Linked DNA regions of Mus musculus: region 2 is linked to region 1. A link is a loop called in an ENCODE intact Hi-C map of the cell type or tissue named here. Cell type or tissue: heart. All regions are shown on one strand. Each heading gives the region's core, and the rest is flanking DNA. Links, peaks and the distances in the headings are about the cores only. Region 1 has its middle 340 kb from the start of Gm25985. Region 2 has its middle 130 kb from the start of 4930435F18Rik.

Region 1 (2,921 bases), core at 262-2,761:
GATTTCTCTGTGTATCCCCTGGCTATCCTGAAACTCACTCTCTAGATCAGGCTGGCTTGGACCTCAGAGATCTCTACACCTCAATCATATTTTCTAAGAAAATATTATCTACTTGTAAAACCAAAGCCATTGATAAATTTATAAATTAGGTAAATTTATATTTGATTTTCTATGACTACAGAAAGCAATCACAAAAAGTGGTATTTATGGAGGTTTTGTGATTTATTTAACAGCAAACTATTGCATAACATCATCAGAAACATTGTGTTATTAGATTTCCATAGACATTGTGTGTATGAAAAATGTAAGATCTTAAAATAAATAAAATGTGAAAATAACACATATTAATATTTTATAGTCGTAAGTACTATGGTATTACTTAGCAAAGCAATGAATAGAAAGGGCCACAGGTAACCATAAACTAGAAATATGAGTCATGAAAAAAGTATCACATACTATTTATCAACTGCAATAGTTCACTGATACCTATCATTAAAAGACTCAATATTAGATCTACATCATTTTCACCAATGATACATAAATTTTCTGTTTTGGGCTTTTAGGGAAATATTAGTGTAGAATATTTTATTGTAGTGTAGAAATATTTACCAAACCTTAAAAATGAACTAAATCTACTCTAAATGTGTTTCCTTACATAGTTTTTCTTCATCTATACAAATACAGTTTAGCTTCTATTCTTTTTTGTGAGATTCTCCTTCCACTATAATGTACTCTAGAACTGTTCCATGACAGAAATGAATCTCCTACTGAGTACATCGTTGGAGTAAGTACATTTGACAAGGCTTTTCCAACCCTTACCCCCGGAAGCATTACACAGAATACAATAGAGAGTACTATTGAAACTCTGTAGATGGATTACTTCTGTTTTTGTCTTTGCGGCAAAGCTAAAGGATAAAATAACTTAAAGAAGCCAATCTTTTTTTGTCTGCATACTTGGCCTCTATGGTGAATTGTTATTGCAGAGATAGAAACAGTACAAATGATAAATGTTTCTTCCCTAGTAAGACATGAATATAACACAGCTGGTGAGAAATACCAAATACCCACAAGCAACAGAACCAATCCTGAAAAACAAGTGAAAAGAAACATTTTTAAACAAAGTGAGTTTAATTCAATCTTAAACAACAAAATCAAATTTGTCTTTGCTTTTGACTAGCTTTTTGATCCTATTAATGGTAATTTTTTTTCTCCTTTTAAATATCTCTGTGATTTTCCTTAAACTAATGAAATATCGTCCCCTACTGTTCAAGGGTGGTAAAACTTGTTATAAGTAAACCTGGAGACCAGATAATGTGCAACATTCAGTTACTTCTTATATGTCTAGTCAAATGGTTATTAATCAGTTTAGCATACCCTTTTGCTAATTTTCTAGTTTATTTTGTTTCTTAAGCTATAGAGCTAAAGTAGAAAGCTACACACACACACACACACACACACACACACACACCACCCCTTAAAGCTTTTCCCAACAAACACATGTATATTTAAAACTCATTTGTATTAATTTCAATCTGTTCTGGATGTTGTAATTACATGATTTAGGGCATCTAGGATTATAGTTACTTGTAGGGTTTTTATATTTGTAACATATAACACTGAATCACCAACCAGGCAGCATACACCAGCTGATATGAGGTCCCCAACACATATACAGCAGAGGACTGCCGGGTCTGGTTTCAGTCAGAGAAGATACACCTAACCCTCAAGGGACTGGAAGCCCCAGGGAGTTTAGAGGTCTGGTGAGGTGGGGTGAGGACATTGTCATGAAGACAGGTGGGAGGGGAGAAAGTATGGGACGTGGAACAGTCGAAGGGTAGACAGGGAGGGGAATAAAATATGGAGTGTAAAAAAAAAGAGAGAAAAATAATAAATAATAATAATAAATAACAGTCTTCCTAACATAGTCCTTGTTCCTCCCACAGTCTTTCCGTGATAAGTTGTTGTTTACTGTGTGCTGAAAATAATACGCACACATAGAAAAAAGATGATAGACTGCCATTTCTCTGCATGTATCAGGGATTTGAGAGAATGGACTTTTAGGGAATATAATGGAGAAGGTATCTCCTAGGACATTCCAATTAAAGAAAATGTAGTAGTTTGTGCTTTACTTATAGGAAGCTGATTAGGCAAATTCTGAAAAACACAGAGTATGAATTACAGAAGCAGTTCCTGACACAAAGCGCTGGTGCTGCAGGCAGTAATTATTCAATAATTACCTGTTGAATAATAAAATCAATTTAAATGGCATGGTTATAATATTAGTTTCATTGTAGTCATATTTGTGATTGTTTCCTCTTTGTAGTGTGAAAATGGTATAGAAGCTTCTAACCTTAACCCTGGCTGCACTGGCTATTCTCGGAAGAAGAAGAAAGGGAGACATACACTTGAGTCATTGAAAAATCTGATACTAAAATCAAAATGAAACAGTCTCAGAATTCAGGCAACAAAAGCTAGCCCTGTGGTTTTAAGGTATAAACTGAGGATAATGTGTCTACATATGCTATAAGTCTATTGAAGATCACTGCACTTCCACATTAAGCAATTTAAAAATAAGTAAATGGATTCATGTTTTATAGGAATATAAGTTTTCTTATATATTCAAACTATACATGGGCCAGAAAGTTGAACGAGCCAGTAAAGGCGTCTGCTGTAAAACCTGAGAAATGACTTTGATCTCCAGGACTCACGTGGTAGAAGGAGAGAGCTGACTCCCCAGATTTGTTCTGTGACTTGAATGTGTGCAGTAAAGTGTGAGCACATGTATGTACATGTATGTACATGTGCATGAACATGCAAACACGTAATACAATAATAAATACAAAGTGAACTGGAATCTATAAATCAACAGCTGAGTCTGTGTGGCTACGCAGCAGCACCGTCTGCTCAGGGATTTAGTGTTT
Region 2 (2,921 bases), core at 98-2,597, 1.3 Mb before region 1:
TGTTATTTGTATGCCCTATCTTTCCCCCAGCTCCTTTATGACTCAAATCCTTGTGTAAATTACCATAAAAGGAAAGCACTTTATTTATAGAGGGTTCTCTTTTGCCTAAATATTCCAGATGAGAATTTTTTTAAGTGACAATGAAAACTAACATTTTTAAAAATGTTGTTAAGGATATTGTAAAAACCTTAAACATCATCCACACTTCAAAGCAAAGTTCAAAAATCTGGGTTGCATGACTTGTCTCTTCGGGAAATGAATTCAACACCTCATAAAAATATCTTCAGGCTTCTCAGTAAAGCCATGTTTGTTCTTTGTGTGTTTGGAGTTTGTACTTTCTCTGAGTGCAGAAGATGTGTTAGCAAGCTAACTGGGATTATGCCCTTTACAGAAAACGAAGGCTCCTTTGGGAAAACTATTTGTCCAAAAGGAGTCAATGGCTTTCTGGCTTACAGTCCACTGCTTCTTCTAGCCCTTCTCTCAGTAGTAGCTTTGTGTTAAGGTCGTTGTTTTATTGATGTTGAAGTTCCTCACAACATAATTTACCCCCAAGGAAAGAAGCAGCAAAGCAGGAAATTATTCTCTGAAGTCTCCAGTTGTTTCAAGTCACAGCCTGATACTAAAGCGCAAAATTCAGTTTTCCATACATTAATATCATCTTTGCAACATCTCCAAGGAACCTAAAGAGAAATAGCAATCCTGAGGGTTTCTACAGGGAAATAATATCTATCAAATAAGATACATTAAAAAATTAAGTGTTAAATCGACGTCTTTTTAAAAATTGGGCTCTAGTCTGATAGTACTTTGGAAAAGTCAGAAAAATTTTAACTACGGGCTCTCCACTCTCCCTACCTTGAGGTACATATTTTGAGAGAAGATGACTTTCGATCTTATAGTCTGAATTGGAATACCGGAAGTTCTGACTGTGATCCTGGGCGCAGCCGCGGATGTATGTGCGTGTGCATGCTCAGCATAAAACAGTCATGCCCCCATGACTGTCAGCAATCCTATGAAGGAGCCAGCTCAGGGCTCTATGCCTTCTTAGTGGAGCAGCGTGCCTTTACGGTTTCTCTTCCCTTTGAAGACACTAGGAGGCGCGCCAGCACCAAGTTTGCTCCTTTACGCTCTGTACCAACAACGCTAAAAGGTTTTGTTTTGTTGCTTTTTTTTTTTTTTTTCCTTCATTTGAAAGTCTGCAAAGGGAAAAGACTGGGAAATGCACTTGGTCTGTTTATACATCCGAGGCCCGGAGGTGTTACTTTAGAGAACAATATCCTCTAGAATGGCTTTTCCCTCTCACCCCGCCTCAGCTCTCATTCTGTCTCAGGTGGACTTGGAAAAATACAATAAAATAAAAAAAACTTCACACAAGGAGAAAGTCCCGCCCCGAGGCCGGGTGGGATGGTTTACAGCCTGGACCTCCAGCAGTTCGGTGTTTAAATAAATCTTAGTGAGCAATGGAGACCGATCTTCACATTAATCTTGAGTAATTAGCGTTATAACCCTCGGCCCGTTCAAGACAAAGCTTTATGCAAATGTCCCCCCTTCCTTTCCAGATGCCTCTTCCCGGGGCCTGCCCCGGTCCCCTTATCCCCTAGCCCCCTGGGTTGCTAACGCCCCTGCAGATCCAGAGCCTCTTTTTTAATAACACGGTACGTTGAGGACCTTTAAAAAAAATGATGAGGGTTCTGGAGTTTTTAAAAGATTTAAAAAAAGGGAAGTAAGGGCAGCTGCAGAGGGGCGGGGGAGGGGGGTGCACAGCCGGGGCTGTTAGACAGGGTTAGCCTCCAGCGAACTGGCACCTGCCCTTGGCAGCCAGGCTTGTTCAGTCAAGGACAGAACCCACCGAGTAATGAGATTCGGAGGTTGGGAAGCGAGATTTTCTCCAAACATCAGACTGGAGGGCTGAGGGAGGGAGGGAGGATCTTCCAAGGGAGACCTTCCAGGAAGGTTAGATCTCCAGTTTGGCCCTTGGGACACCACTCTGACTTTCGGTCCTATACATAGAGAAGATTCTGAACTTGGGTCCTCAGCTGGGAGTCGCTGCTAAAAGGAGACATGGCCTAACAGGAGGCGGAGGAAGAGAATATGAGAAACCCCAACTCACAAGTTTTTATGCGCAAAGGTCGAGGAGGGCGGCGCTCACACAGAGCACAGACACGGAGCTAAGAGCGTTCAGGTCTCTGTCTGGTGCTGTACTATCTGCTGTGTTGTGTTGACTGGCTCTGAGGACTTAGATTTTCAGTTTATTCCAAGGACCCGCTCGCCGTTTTATGGCTGTACTTATTTTTTAAAAAATCTCTCTGGTCCGTAACGAAATGACTCAAACTCCCAAATCTTTGCAGACCTGAGAATGGAGCCTCCCAAGCTTCAGTGTGCATCCCTAATGCCGTAGTCCACCCAGCAACACACACACACACACACACACACACACACACACACACACACCCCACACCGCCCTCAGTGCTTCCTTTCTCACAAAGCAGAACCTAATGAGTGCTAAGGTATTAAGCAGAAGGGCTCAGAGAATGTGGCCTAGGGACTGTACCTGTCACTCCTCTTGAAAACTTCTACAGAAACAGTTTTCTGATTCAAAACGCGCCTCAAGCCTCCACACACATTATCATCCTTCTGTCTTTATACTTTTAGGTTATTCCTTCTCTCTCTCTCTCTCTCTCTCTCTCTCTCTCTCTCCCCCTCTCCAGCTGACCTCTCCATTCTCAAAAAGGTAAGCATAGCACTAAGGGGGAAAGCCACGGATGTGACTCTTTTTAACTCATAATAGCTGTGGTCTACACTGTGTTTATGAAACGGAGTAAGAAAGGGAGGGGGCTTAATGTAACGACACCGCCAGGCTGTATAAATACAATATTCATTTTTTAAAAGTGAAGTGGATTTGGTTTACTCTGAAGACCAGTAAT

Evidence for each region. Peaks named below come from ENCODE experiments on the same cell type or tissue, not always from the same donor. Only the 100,000 strongest peaks of a DNase experiment are listed, where the experiment ranks them.
Region 2: a loop joins it to region 1, with 12 times the contacts of the local background. A loop is called at or near these places in 17 of 42 quality-filtered maps.

Annotation. Positions count from the first base shown.
Region 1 is chr13:115,449,789-115,452,709 of GRCm38, reverse strand. No RefSeq gene overlaps it. Among named protein-coding and RNA genes, the nearest start is that of Gm25985, 340 kb to the right of the region's middle. In heart, for the core only: a CTCF peak has its summit at 1,255; no DNase peak of the experiment used is centred there.
Region 2 is chr13:116,710,588-116,713,508 of GRCm38, reverse strand. No RefSeq gene overlaps it. Among named protein-coding and RNA genes, the nearest start is that of 4930435F18Rik, 130 kb to the left of the region's middle. In heart, for the core only: a CTCF peak has its summit at 1,086; no DNase peak of the experiment used is centred there; H3K4me3 peaks cover 1,640 bases; H3K27ac peaks cover 1,022 bases; H3K27me3 peaks cover 716 bases.